Linked DNA regions of Homo sapiens: all the other regions are linked to region 1. Evidence: chromatin contacts called from ENCODE Hi-C or POLR2A ChIA-PET data. All regions are on one chromosome and are shown on one strand. Each heading gives the region's core, a stretch centred on a gene start or an enhancer-like site at or near the end of the contact. The rest is flanking DNA. Distances are from core to core; before and after follow the strand shown.

The links. Hi-C counts contacts between places; a loop is a spot of excess contacts on that map. ChIA-PET counts read pairs that join two places held with the same protein, here RNA polymerase II (POLR2A). Pooled maps may share reads with other maps.
Region 2: a loop to region 1 is called in a pooled map, with 4 times the contacts of the local background. The contact joins two enhancer-like sites. A Hi-C loop is called at or near these places in 3 of 50 pooled maps. POLR2A ChIA-PET finds 5 or more read pairs at or near these places in 2 of 52 experiments (H1 and activated CD4-positive, alpha-beta T cell).
Region 3: a pooled map shows a loop between it and region 1 (6-fold over the local background). The contact joins the promoter of CALU here to the enhancer-like site in region 1. A Hi-C loop is called at or near these places in 4 of 50 pooled maps. POLR2A ChIA-PET finds 5 or more read pairs at or near these places in 3 of 52 experiments (activated CD4-positive, alpha-beta T cell, activated naive CD4-positive, alpha-beta T cell and naive thymus-derived CD4-positive, alpha-beta T cell).

The regions. Positions count from the first base shown.
Region 1 is chr7:129,269,167-129,272,775 of GRCh38, forward strand. The region is part of intron 1 of AHCYL2 (adenosylhomocysteinase like 2); the gene reads left to right. Among named protein-coding and RNA genes, the nearest start is that of AHCYL2, 46 kb to the left of the region's middle. RefSeq lists an enhancer at 2,622-2,916. Within about 2 kb of position 1,730, at least 2 of the 41 ENCODE cell types and tissues checked have a DNase peak (open chromatin) inside an H3K27ac peak, as active enhancers do.
Region 2 is chr7:129,823,600-129,827,208 of GRCh38, forward strand. No RefSeq gene overlaps it. Among named protein-coding and RNA genes, the nearest start is that of MIR183, 50 kb to the left of the region's middle. RefSeq lists silencers at 1,608-1,657, 1,728-1,807, 2,108-2,457 and an enhancer at 2,778-2,827. Within about 2 kb of position 1,817, at least 24 of the 41 ENCODE cell types and tissues checked have a DNase peak (open chromatin) inside an H3K27ac peak, as active enhancers do.
Region 3 is chr7:128,737,360-128,740,968 of GRCh38, forward strand. It overlaps CALU (calumenin), which reads left to right and starts at 2,000. Exons shown (of 7, transcript NM_001219.5): 1 at 2,000-2,073. RefSeq lists silencers at 1,607-1,746, 1,817-1,956 and an enhancer at 2,237-2,336.

The DNA of each region.
Region 1 (3,609 bases), core at 480-2,979:
CTGAAGTGTGGTGTGGCACGATGATGGCCCAGTGCAGCCTCAACCTCCCAGGCTCAAGCCATCCTCCCACATCAGCCTACTGAGTCCTACTGGGACCACCATGGTGTGCACCACCATGCCTAATTTTTTTTTTTTTTGAGACAGAGTCTTGCTCTATTGGCCAGGTTGGAGTGCAGTGGCACAATTTCAGCTCACTGCAACCTCCGCCTCCTGGGTTCAGGTGATTCTCCTGCCTCACCCTCCTGGGTAGCTGGGATTACAGGCACGCATTACCATGCCTGGCTAATTTTTTTTTTATTTTGAGTAGAGATGGGGTTTCACCATGCTAACCAGGCTGGTCTTGAACTCCTGAGCTCGTGATTCACCCACCTCAACCTCTCAAAGTGTTGGGATTATAGGCGGGAGCCACTGTGCCGGTTTTGTTTTGTTTTGTTTTGTTTTGTTTTTTAATAGAGATGGGGGTCTCACTATGTTGCCTAGGCTTGTCTTGAACTCCTCGGCTCAAGCAGCCCTCCTGCCTAAGCCTCTCAAAGTGTAGCCACCATATCCGGCCCTAAATGAGTTCTTTTTGTATTCCGTAATTTTTAGAGTTCACCTTAAATTTTACAGTGTCTATAGATTGATAAATTTGCTTGATACTTAATTCATGCTTATATCCTTATCACTAAATGCATAATATATGTCAAATAAATTATTTGTAATGGATTTTTTATGGACATTAAAATATATTCTTTATTGATATTGTTCCAGTGTCTGACTTTCATTTATAATTTCATATTACCATTTTTGCTCCTATCTACTACTCACTTTCTAGCTAAAGTGTTTATACTTACAGTGATGGAAAGTTTTTGACTTGGGCCTTCCTTATTCCTGCGTATTATTTAATTTTACAGTGTTTGGTAGAAGCAAGGTCAAAAGTTTACTGAAAAGAAAATGAAGCCCATTAGGAGACTATTAGGTATATCTTAATATTTCCTTTCTCAGTTCCTTTAGATCCTTCCTCATTGTATTATCTGGGTCACACTGGTTGAGGGATTCTACCTTCCTAATGTAACGTCAGTTGTGTTTAGAACTGCCTTGACATACGTACCTGCTTGATTGGCGTCCTCTTCTATTAGTCACCAGAGTACAGAGATACTCAGTTCCAATGATAAAAATAGTATACATTCCCTTTAGTTAGAATCTTCTTAGTGCAAATAACCTTGGACCTATGGGTCCTGTCCATGATAAAAGGCAGAACATTTTTCACTTTTTTCTTTGAGTTTCTCTTCCTGTGACTTCCCCCTCCTTGTTATATGTTTTACATTTGACAAAGGGGGAAAGAACACTCAAGATTCCTAGTCATATGCCAGATAAATATATAATAGACATTATTTTAAATCTATAGCTGAGCTTGTGAAAAAGTAAGGAAAATCCTTAGGGGCAAAAAAATGATGAGGGCATTGAAAATCAGTGTTAAGTACATAAGCTAAAGTTACGGCTGCTCTGGATGACTAAGAGACTTAGTTTTAACAACCACATGGGAATAAGAGACTTTTTTACTCCCTTGCAGAAAGCTAAGTTCCTCAAAGGGTTTCCACATTATTGAAAAGATGATCTAGAAAAAACATTTGCCCCATGGCATAGAGAAATGTCAAGGAAGTTTGTCCACTCCGTGTGGGCTTTAGGTGAGAAAGGTTTCTCTGAGAATTTGTTACCTGGGGTTGTCTTCACATAGGTTCAGTTTAGAATGTTCCTCTTTTTCTGCAGTCCAGGAAACCCAAAGCCAAGAAATTAACATATAAAGTAGTCTTGAATCTGCAACAGTCCTACGGCATCAGGCTGAAGCAAGTGCAAAACTTCTCTATAGGGATATCCTCAATCTAGGCCACACCAAATCTCACAGCTAAAGGTGCTCTAAAAAAAAAAAGTTTGGGCCGGGCGTGGTGGCTCATGCCTGTAATCCCAGCACTTTGGGAGGCCGAGGCGGGCGGATCACGAGGTCAGGAGATGAGACCATCCTGGCTAACACGGTGAAATCCCGTTTCTACTAAAAATACAAAAAATTAGCTGGGCGTGGTGGCAGGCGCCTGTAGTCCCAGCTATTCGGGAGGCTAAGGCAGAAGAATGGCGTGAACCCGAGAGGTGGAGCTTGCAGTGAGCCGAGATGGTGCCACTGCAATCCAGCCTGGGCAACAGAACGAGACTGTCTCCAAAAAAAAAAAAAAAAAAAAGAGTTTTAAAATAGACCTTCAAAAAATATAGTCACTGAAACTTAAAATTTGGTGGACAATATCAATGGTAGAATGGATACATTATGGTATATTCATAGAACAGAATACTATTAAGCAATGGAAATGAATAAATTGCTGCTATGCATAAGATCATGGCTGAATAACAATAATGTTGAAGGAAGGAAGCCAGATGTAAAATAATATATACTATGTTATTTTATTTATATAAAGCTAAAAACCCGGGTGCGGGTAACATTGGATTTTTGTCCTGGGTGATAGTTACATGGCTGTTTCACTCTGTTATAATTCATTGAATTTATAATTTGTATACTTCCTCCATTTAATAGAAAGCAGATAAGGAAAATGTAATAAATGTCATAGAAAAGATAGGATAAATAGAAAGCATAATAAAAGATGGTAGAGATAAATCCAAATGCATCAGTAATCATACTGAACATAAATGAATTACACTTATTGAAACAAAGACAGATTGTTGTAGCATGTTTTCAAGATGGCTGATGTTAGTTCCTTCCCTCCACATGTGCACCACCCCCATCTAGTGGTGGAGTTTATTCCTCTGTTCATACCAAATCTGGGCTGGCCTTAGTGACTTGTTTGGTGAAATGTGGCAGAGATAACATTCTGGGACTTTCAAGGCCAGGTCATGAAAAGTTTTGCAGCTTCCATCTAGGCCTATTTGAACATTCTCTTTTGGATTGCTGTGCTATGGAACATTTAGTCTTGGAACCTAGCTGCCATGCTGTGAGGAGTCCAAGCCAGATGGAGAGGCTCAGCTGAGCTCCTAGCCAACAGCTAGCATCACTTTTCAGCTACGTGAGTTCCAGTTCCAGTGGGCATCATATGGAGAAAAGCCCAGGCCCTAGGCGTATGGCTCCCAGTCTAGTTATCCTCAATCAATGGAGCCACCTTACCTGAGGCCCCAGATGTTATAGAGCAGACACGAGCTGTTCCTGCTATACTCTGTCTGAATCAGAATTGTGAGTATAATAAAATGGTTGTAGTTTTATGCCACTAAGCTTTAGGGTAGTTTGTAGTGATAGATAACTGAAACCAAATTTGGTACCTTGAAATAAGGTGCTGCCAAAACCTACAATTTGCATTGGCTTTGGAATTTGGTGAGGGTTAAAGATGGAGGGACCTTGAGAAGACAGTGAAGGCTTGAAACACAGAGAGAAAAGTGTTATTGGAGGCTGGGAAAAGAGTGAACCTTTGTTATATAGTGATTCAAGGTTTATTGGTACTGCCACATGTGGTTACATAGACCATAGAAAATGTATCTAATGACTTCAGTGTATCTAAGGAGATTTCTAGGCAGAATGTTGAAAAAATGTTACCTAGTTTTTTCTAAGTATGATAAGGTACAAATTGATAAATG
Region 2 (3,609 bases), core at 567-3,066, 550 kb after region 1:
CCCCAATTTTATTCAAGGGGGCAATGTGCCCAGGTGAAGAAGTATATTTCCCAACTTCCCCTAAGCAGGGTGTGGGCCTGTGGCTCAGTTTTGCCCATGAGGTTTAAGTGGAAGCGTGGAGGAGGCTTCCAAGACTCCTTAAAAGGAACTGTCAGGCCGTGTGTGGTGGCTCACGCCTGTAATCCCAGCACTTTTGGAGGCCGAGGTGGGTGGATCACTTGAGATCAGGAGTTCAAGATCAGCCTGGCCAACATGGTGAAACCCTGTCTCTACTAAACATACAAAAATTAGCTGAGTGTGGTGGTGGGCGCCTGTAATCCCAGCTACTCTGGAGGCTGAGGCTGGAGAATCGCTTGAACCTGGGAGGTGGAGGTTGCAGTGAGCCAAGATCGCACCACTGCACTCCAGCTTGGATGACAGATGAGACCCTGTCTCAAAAAAAAAAAAAAAAAAAAAAAAAAAAAAAAGGAGCTGTCGGCTGAGAGATGAGCACCTTTTCTCTGGAGCTCCAGCCACTGTATTGAACCATGAGGTGGCCTTCCAAATGGAAGTCAAAGCTAGAATGACAGACAGAAAGAATAGGAAACGAATTTCCCATTCTATTCTTATTTCCAGTCTTTATTATAGAATCATTTAAGATTAGGTTTAGTTGTAATAAGTAGAAAATTAAAAAATTTATAGCAGTGCCTTAAATATGCTACAAATTATTATTATTATTTTTTGAGACAGGGTCACGTTCTGCAGCCCAGACTGGAGTGTAATGTCACAATCTTGGCTCACTGCAGCCTTAACCTCCTGGGCTCAAGTGGCTCTCACACCTTAGCCTCTCTTGTGGTTGGGACCACAGACGTGTGCCATCACGCTGGGCTGATTTTTACATTTTTTGTAGAGACGGGTCTCCCTATGTTGCTCAAGCTGGTCTGGAACTCCTGGGCTCAAGTGATCCTCCTGCCTCGGCCTCCTAAAGTGTTGGGATTACAGGCGTGAGCCACTGTGCCCGGCCTATTTTTCTATCTCACATAAAACTAGTTAAGAGATAAGCAGTATGGGGAAAATACAGTGGTTCCAAAAAACCACAGACTATTAGGTATCTATTGCTGCATAATGGATTACACCCAAAACTTAGAACCTTAAAGCAGCAAACCCGCATTCCCATCTATTTCCCAGTTTCCAAGGGTCAGGAGCCCGGGAAGCTGCTCTCAGGCTGCTGCGGCTCAGGATCGCTGATGAGGCCTGCCGCAGCCATTCTCAGCTGCACCGGGTCCGGGCATCCACAGCCGGCTCACGCGCTGGTGGTCGCCAAGCCTCAGCTCTTGCTGGCTGTTGGTTCAGGGCTTCGGTTCCCAGCCAGGTGGGGCTCTCCAAAGGAGAGGGCAGCTCAAAACAACCCGCTGGCTTCCCCCAGAGCAAGTGATAGGAGACAGGAAGAGGGAGCTAGAGAGAGCCCTGAAGGTGGACGTCGCAGTCTTCACTCAATCAATCTCCGCAGGGAACGCCCTGCAGGCCCAGGTATCCTTCCGGTCCCTTCCTCCTGCCCCTGTGCTCCAGATCCCCCAGGCTCCAGCCCTGCAGCCCGAGCCCCACCCACTATCCTCGCCTCCCGCCCTGCCGCTCGGCCCTCCCGCTTCAGGTCTCTGTCTCTCCCTTTCTCCCTTCCCCTCTCTCTGTATCCTTTACTTTGTGCCTCTGATGCCTGACCTGGCCCCAAGCCAGCACCCCACCATCCCACCCTCTTCCCACCCTGCCCCCCGGCCACGTGCCCCCGGGCCAGCCAGAACGCTGACCCCTCCCCCTGAGTCCACTCCCCGCTCCCCGCTCCCCGCACAGCCCGGGCCACGCCCTACCCGGGTGCCCTCCCTTTACCCAGCTCCTTCCCATCCAGCCGGGTCCTGATCCAGCCCCCTGCTCCAGGATGCCCCCTCCTAGCGGTGTGTGAGGCTTTCATGACCCTTCTTCCTCCTTTCCCGACAGATCAGCGGGGGAGGTGGGCTGAGCCGCCCCTCTCGTCGTCACCCCTGCCTTGGCCGCCCAGCCGTGCTGGGAGAGTTTGGTGGCCGTGGCTGGCACTGCGGCAGTGCCCATGTCAGCTCTGGCGCCTCTACCGAACTCCCTGTTTTGGGGGCTCTTTCCCTACCAGGGTCACGTCGATGAGGAATCTACGTCCCTCCCAGCCCGGTTCCCACCTCTCAGGTGGGGCAGATGCCAGAGGCCTCCCGGGTCCACGCCCGCGGGCCACTTGGACCGCCCTGCCCCGGCCAACCCCGCCCCACCCAGACTCCCGCCCGCGAGCGGGTGCCGAAGCACGAAGCACGTACGCCCCCTGGTGGCCGTGGCGGGGACTGCCGCGCGGACTCCGCAGCCCCGCCCCACCCCGCCCGCCCAGCCCAATCCCACCCGCTCCGCCCTGCTCGCCCCTGCCTGCTCACCTACTGGGCTGCGCTGTCCACGCCTGGAGCCCGGGCAGCTTCAGTTCCGCGGAGGACAGGTGTAACCCACAGAGTGATTCCTTTACCGGGGCCTGCTAGGCTCCGGCCCACGAGGCAGGACTGGCGGCGTTCTCACGTCCTGGAAGTCAAGGCCCCAAGGGGACCGAGGCGCTGCCCAGGCTCCCCTGACTGCCAGCTCCGGCCTGGCCACCCAGTCCGCCCCCAGGGACCGGACTGGGTGCGCCGTCCACCCTTCCAGTACCTGGAACATTCTCCGCGGATTGGGAGGTTCTGGGTTCTGCCCTAGATTCCCAAGCAAAGTTGCTCCTTTGCTCTTGTCACTTGCCAGCTTCGTGGTTTTTGTTTTTTGTTTTTGAGACGGAGTCTCGCTTTGTCGCCCAGCCTGGAGTGCTGTGGCGCAATCTCGGCTCACTGCAACCTCTACCTCCCCAGGTTCAGGCGATTCTCCTGACTCAGCCTAGCTGGGATTACAGATGTGTGCAACCATGCCCGCATAATTTTTGTATTTTTAGTAGAGACGAGGTTTCACCATGTTGGCCAGGCTGGTCTCGAACTCCTGACCTCAAGTGATCCACCTGTCTCGGCCTCCCGAAGTGCTGGGATTATAGGCGTGAGCCACCGCGCCAGGCCTGCTTCTCTAAAGATCCCTGCAGCACGGAGAGGCTGCTAGGGCCCGTGCTTCTGAATAGGTAGCCAGCTGTGGCTATTGATTATCACATTTTTCGTGGTATATAATTTTAATTAATTTTTAATTTTAAAACAAGTGTAAATTGTTCTGCAAAACAACTTTGTTTTGTAGGACTATGCGGCACTTTAAATATTGAAAGTGTAGCGTCCAAATTGAGATGTGCTTTGTGAAATACCCCCTGGATTTCAGAGTTAGCACAAAAATAACGAATCGAAACTATCTCATTCCTTTACTGTGAATTACATGCTGAAATTTTTGTTTGTTTTTTGAAACAGAGTCTCACTCTATTGCCCAGGCTGGAGTGCAGTGGCGTCATCTCGGCTCACTGCAATTTCTGCCTCCCAGGTTCAACTGGTTCTCCTGCCTCAGCCCCCTAAGTAGCTGAAATTACAGGTGCCTGCCACCATGCCCGGCTAATTTTTGTATTTTTAGTAGAGTCGGGGTTTCACCATGTTGGCCAGGATGATCTCTATC
Region 3 (3,609 bases), core at 750-3,249, 530 kb before region 1:
GGCCAGGCCCTTCTCCATTAGGGAACCTCAGGGTTGGAGGGCCCTATCTCTGGCACCCTCACTACCTGTTTAGCCTTTACTAGGACAATTCCAGGATGGATGGCGCACCATTAAGCTGAGTTCCTTGAGGACAGGGACGATGTCCTGTTTACTTTGGGTTCACCAGCACATAACACAGTGCCTGACCTTAAGGAGTTGTTATTTTTATTTTTTAAGAGAAAGGGTCTTGCTCTGTTGCCCAGGCTGGAGTGAAGTGGTACAGTCATAGTTCATTGCAGCCTCAACCTCCTGGGCTCAAGCAACTAGCTTGAACTACATGTGTGTGCCACCACACCCAGCTAATTTTTAGTTTTTGTTTTTTTGTAGAGATAGGGGGAGGAAGGGTCTCGTTATTTTGCCCAGGCTGGTCTCAAACTCCTGGCCTCAAGTGATCCTTAAGGAGGTATTTTAAAAACTGTTTTCGAAATAATGCCTCCTGAGGTAGCCTGTTTTATTGTTAATACCCATTAGATGGCTTCCCTGTAGGCACAAGCTTAGAAACTTTCCCAGGAAGACCCACAGTTCCCACTGTCTTCAGTTCAGGTTCCTCAAATTGACAAGATCTTCCATTACCTCTCCAAACTTACTATCCATGCTTTTCTTTCATTGTTTCCCCCCACCCCTTTTTTTAACCTTCCTCATTTGCTACCTGGCCTGAGAATTTACCTCCCACTCTGCCCTCCACTTGTCCTTATTCCTATTACTCTTCTTGCTGAATAGTCCATTTGGGACTTCCTTAGTCCAGCCTTAGTCATATCTTCCTCTGAAGCCTTCCCTGACTACCACCAAGGGTCACTGACACTCCTTTGAATGCCAGAAGGATTAGTTGTAAACCTTTCACGTTGACAGTAACTAGCTTGCTTTCATGAGCTTAACTGTTTCATGAGTTTACAACTTGTCTCAATTTGATTTTAAACTACAGAGGCTTTATGTGCTAAGAATGCCACAGGTTTACATTCCATTTGTGTTGAAGCTATAGTAGCCTTTATTTGATATTTGTTTTAATTTCATGACATGAAATTAAATTTTCAGGGACATGCAACGGGTTCGGCCCATTCCCTTCACTTAACATTACTGAGCTGGGCAGTAAGCTCAGAGTTGCAGATATAAAGATGAATAGACAGATACCTACCCAGGAGCTTACTCTAGAAGAGGACAGATGGATAAGCTACATTTTATAGCAGAATTTGGCAAAGTGTACTGAAGCTATAAACAGCTATGATGGTAAATAAGGTAAGAATTATGCTTAGTGAGGTCAGGGAAGGCTTCTAGAGCTAACATCTGAACTGGGACTTCTATTGGCAAGGCAGAAAATCAGGAAAACGCACTTATTCCTGGCAGAGGAAGCCTCTTGATCAAAAATCTTAAGAGATGAAAAAGGACCGGTTGTTAGGAAACAGATGATGGTGCCCAGAGCGCAAGATGAGGGGGAGTGTTGGGAGATGGAGCTAAAAGATACACTGGTGCCAAAGACTGAAGAGCCTCCTGTAGATAGCGCAGGGCGCAGCGCTGAAGGGAAAGAAAAAGTTGGGATTGTTCAATAAAGTTGGTGACTGATTCAGTCGGATTAATTCCGCCCTGGTGGTCTTGTGGGAATGAAGATAACTAGCAGGATAGTCTAAGAAGCCCTGTGGAAGCAGAGTCATGAGCTGTGAATGGGGACGTGGCGGCCACACGGCCGCGCCCACGCCACCCGCAGTACGGGGCTGGGGCTGGGGCTGGGGCTGGAGCCCGCCGTCCCAACAATCCCGGGGACGAGAGTTGGGCGGGAATCCGCTCCACGCAACTCGGCGCGGTCCCGGGGACGTGGCGCTTTCCAGCCAATCCCGGCTATGCGATTGTTAGACCAATGGCTACTCGGGGACGCTATGCGACAGCGGCGGGTTTGCTGATGATTGGTCGGGAGGCCGCCGGCGAGGCGGATGAGGGCGGGGTGCGGACCCGCTTCCGGTTGGGCGGTGCTTGCGCGCGTGAGCTGAGCCGGTGGGTGAGCGGCGGCCACGGCATCCTGTGCTGTGGGGGCTACGAGGAAAGGTAAGTACGGTGATGCCCAGCCCCTTCACCACTGCCTCATCTTTATTCGCTTTCTTTCTGTCCCCGGTCTTGTTCTTGGCGCGGCAGGGGACTGCCTCACTCGGTGCCGCTGTCTCTGCTGGCGCCCGGGTCCCAGGCCTGATGCTGCTGGAGATCCCGGGACCCTCTGTGTGCAGCCTGGGATGGAGGCCGCCGCCCGTCTTACCGCGCGCTCTGGGAAGGGGGCTGGTCCGGTGGAACTCTGTCCCGTTGGGTACTGTTCTGTGCCTGGTTTGCTGCGTCCTGGTCCTCCATCTCTAGGTCACGCCACTCACCGAGTCTCTGGCACCAGAGGGTCATTTTTTGCCTCCGGAAGGTCGGAGGGCATTTGGATAGTGTTATTGTAAGAGTTCCTTGCCGCCTCCACTCACCATCCTGCTTGTATCTGCCAGCTCCGCCCCAAGGCCACATCCCGACAGTAGGGTGCATCTGCCAAGGTCGTGTTCACTCACCTAAAGGGTGCAGAAACAAGGGGGGAGAGAACGAGTGACGACACTAGGTGATATCTATGATTTTAAAGAAAAGCTGAATGTTTAGAGCTTCCATATTTGGCTACGTACTTCAGTTAGCGACGGAAAATAGTTTTTAAAGCTTTATTGGGGAATTAATTTTTGTTACGTTTTTTGTTGCTTCTAGCCCCATATCCTACTGATTTTTAGCATGCTGCGGTCAGAAATAAACTTAATTCCCTATAGCTGCCGCGATTAAGCGTAGAGTGGCTTGCAGTTTCAAAAGCTGCTTTTGCATCAAGGCCCAAGCTCCGTGGGTCTCCTGCTAAAACTTTTGAGCCTGTGATCTGAATTCCTAAGTGTATAAAATTCTAGAATAGTGTCTTCGAGAATTGAGTTGCGTTCATTTTCTGGTGTGGACCATGAAGTCAACGTTAATGAATTGGGAATAAGGTGGCTTCTAGTTGTTTTTTGTTCTAGTAGCTTATTCAGCTTGGAGGCAGAGAACCTTGGAATCTCTGTTAAATTAGTCTGCCATAGAATGGAACTTGACACAAGACAAATGCAAGTTTGACCTCACTCAGTAGATTTAATTAACCAAATACCAAACGACAGTAATCACTGAAGAATTTATATAGTATAATCCAAATGAGGGACCAGATATAACCTCTAAGTTGTATTTGTCAAGAAAATGAGTTTGCCAAGACCTAATCTGAGGTTTTACTGTGATTGGGGGGTGGGGGGGTTCCAATAGGATTCTTTTGAGAATCACAAGTAGGAAAGCCATGAGCTCACAAAAATGTATTGAGTATGCCTGAGTGAATAGTACTCAATATAGCTTTGAAACCAACTCATTGTCACTCTCAATGTAATCATTGTTTGTTTTCATTCATCCAGTGATGTGTCAAGAAGTACTTATTGATAGCACTTAATATCCATTAGAGCAGTATTGGGATCTATATATTGGTGTTATTTTTTAAAATTTATTTATTTTAGAGTTGAGGGTCTCAGTATGTTGACCAGGTGGAGCCTTGAACTCCCATGCTCA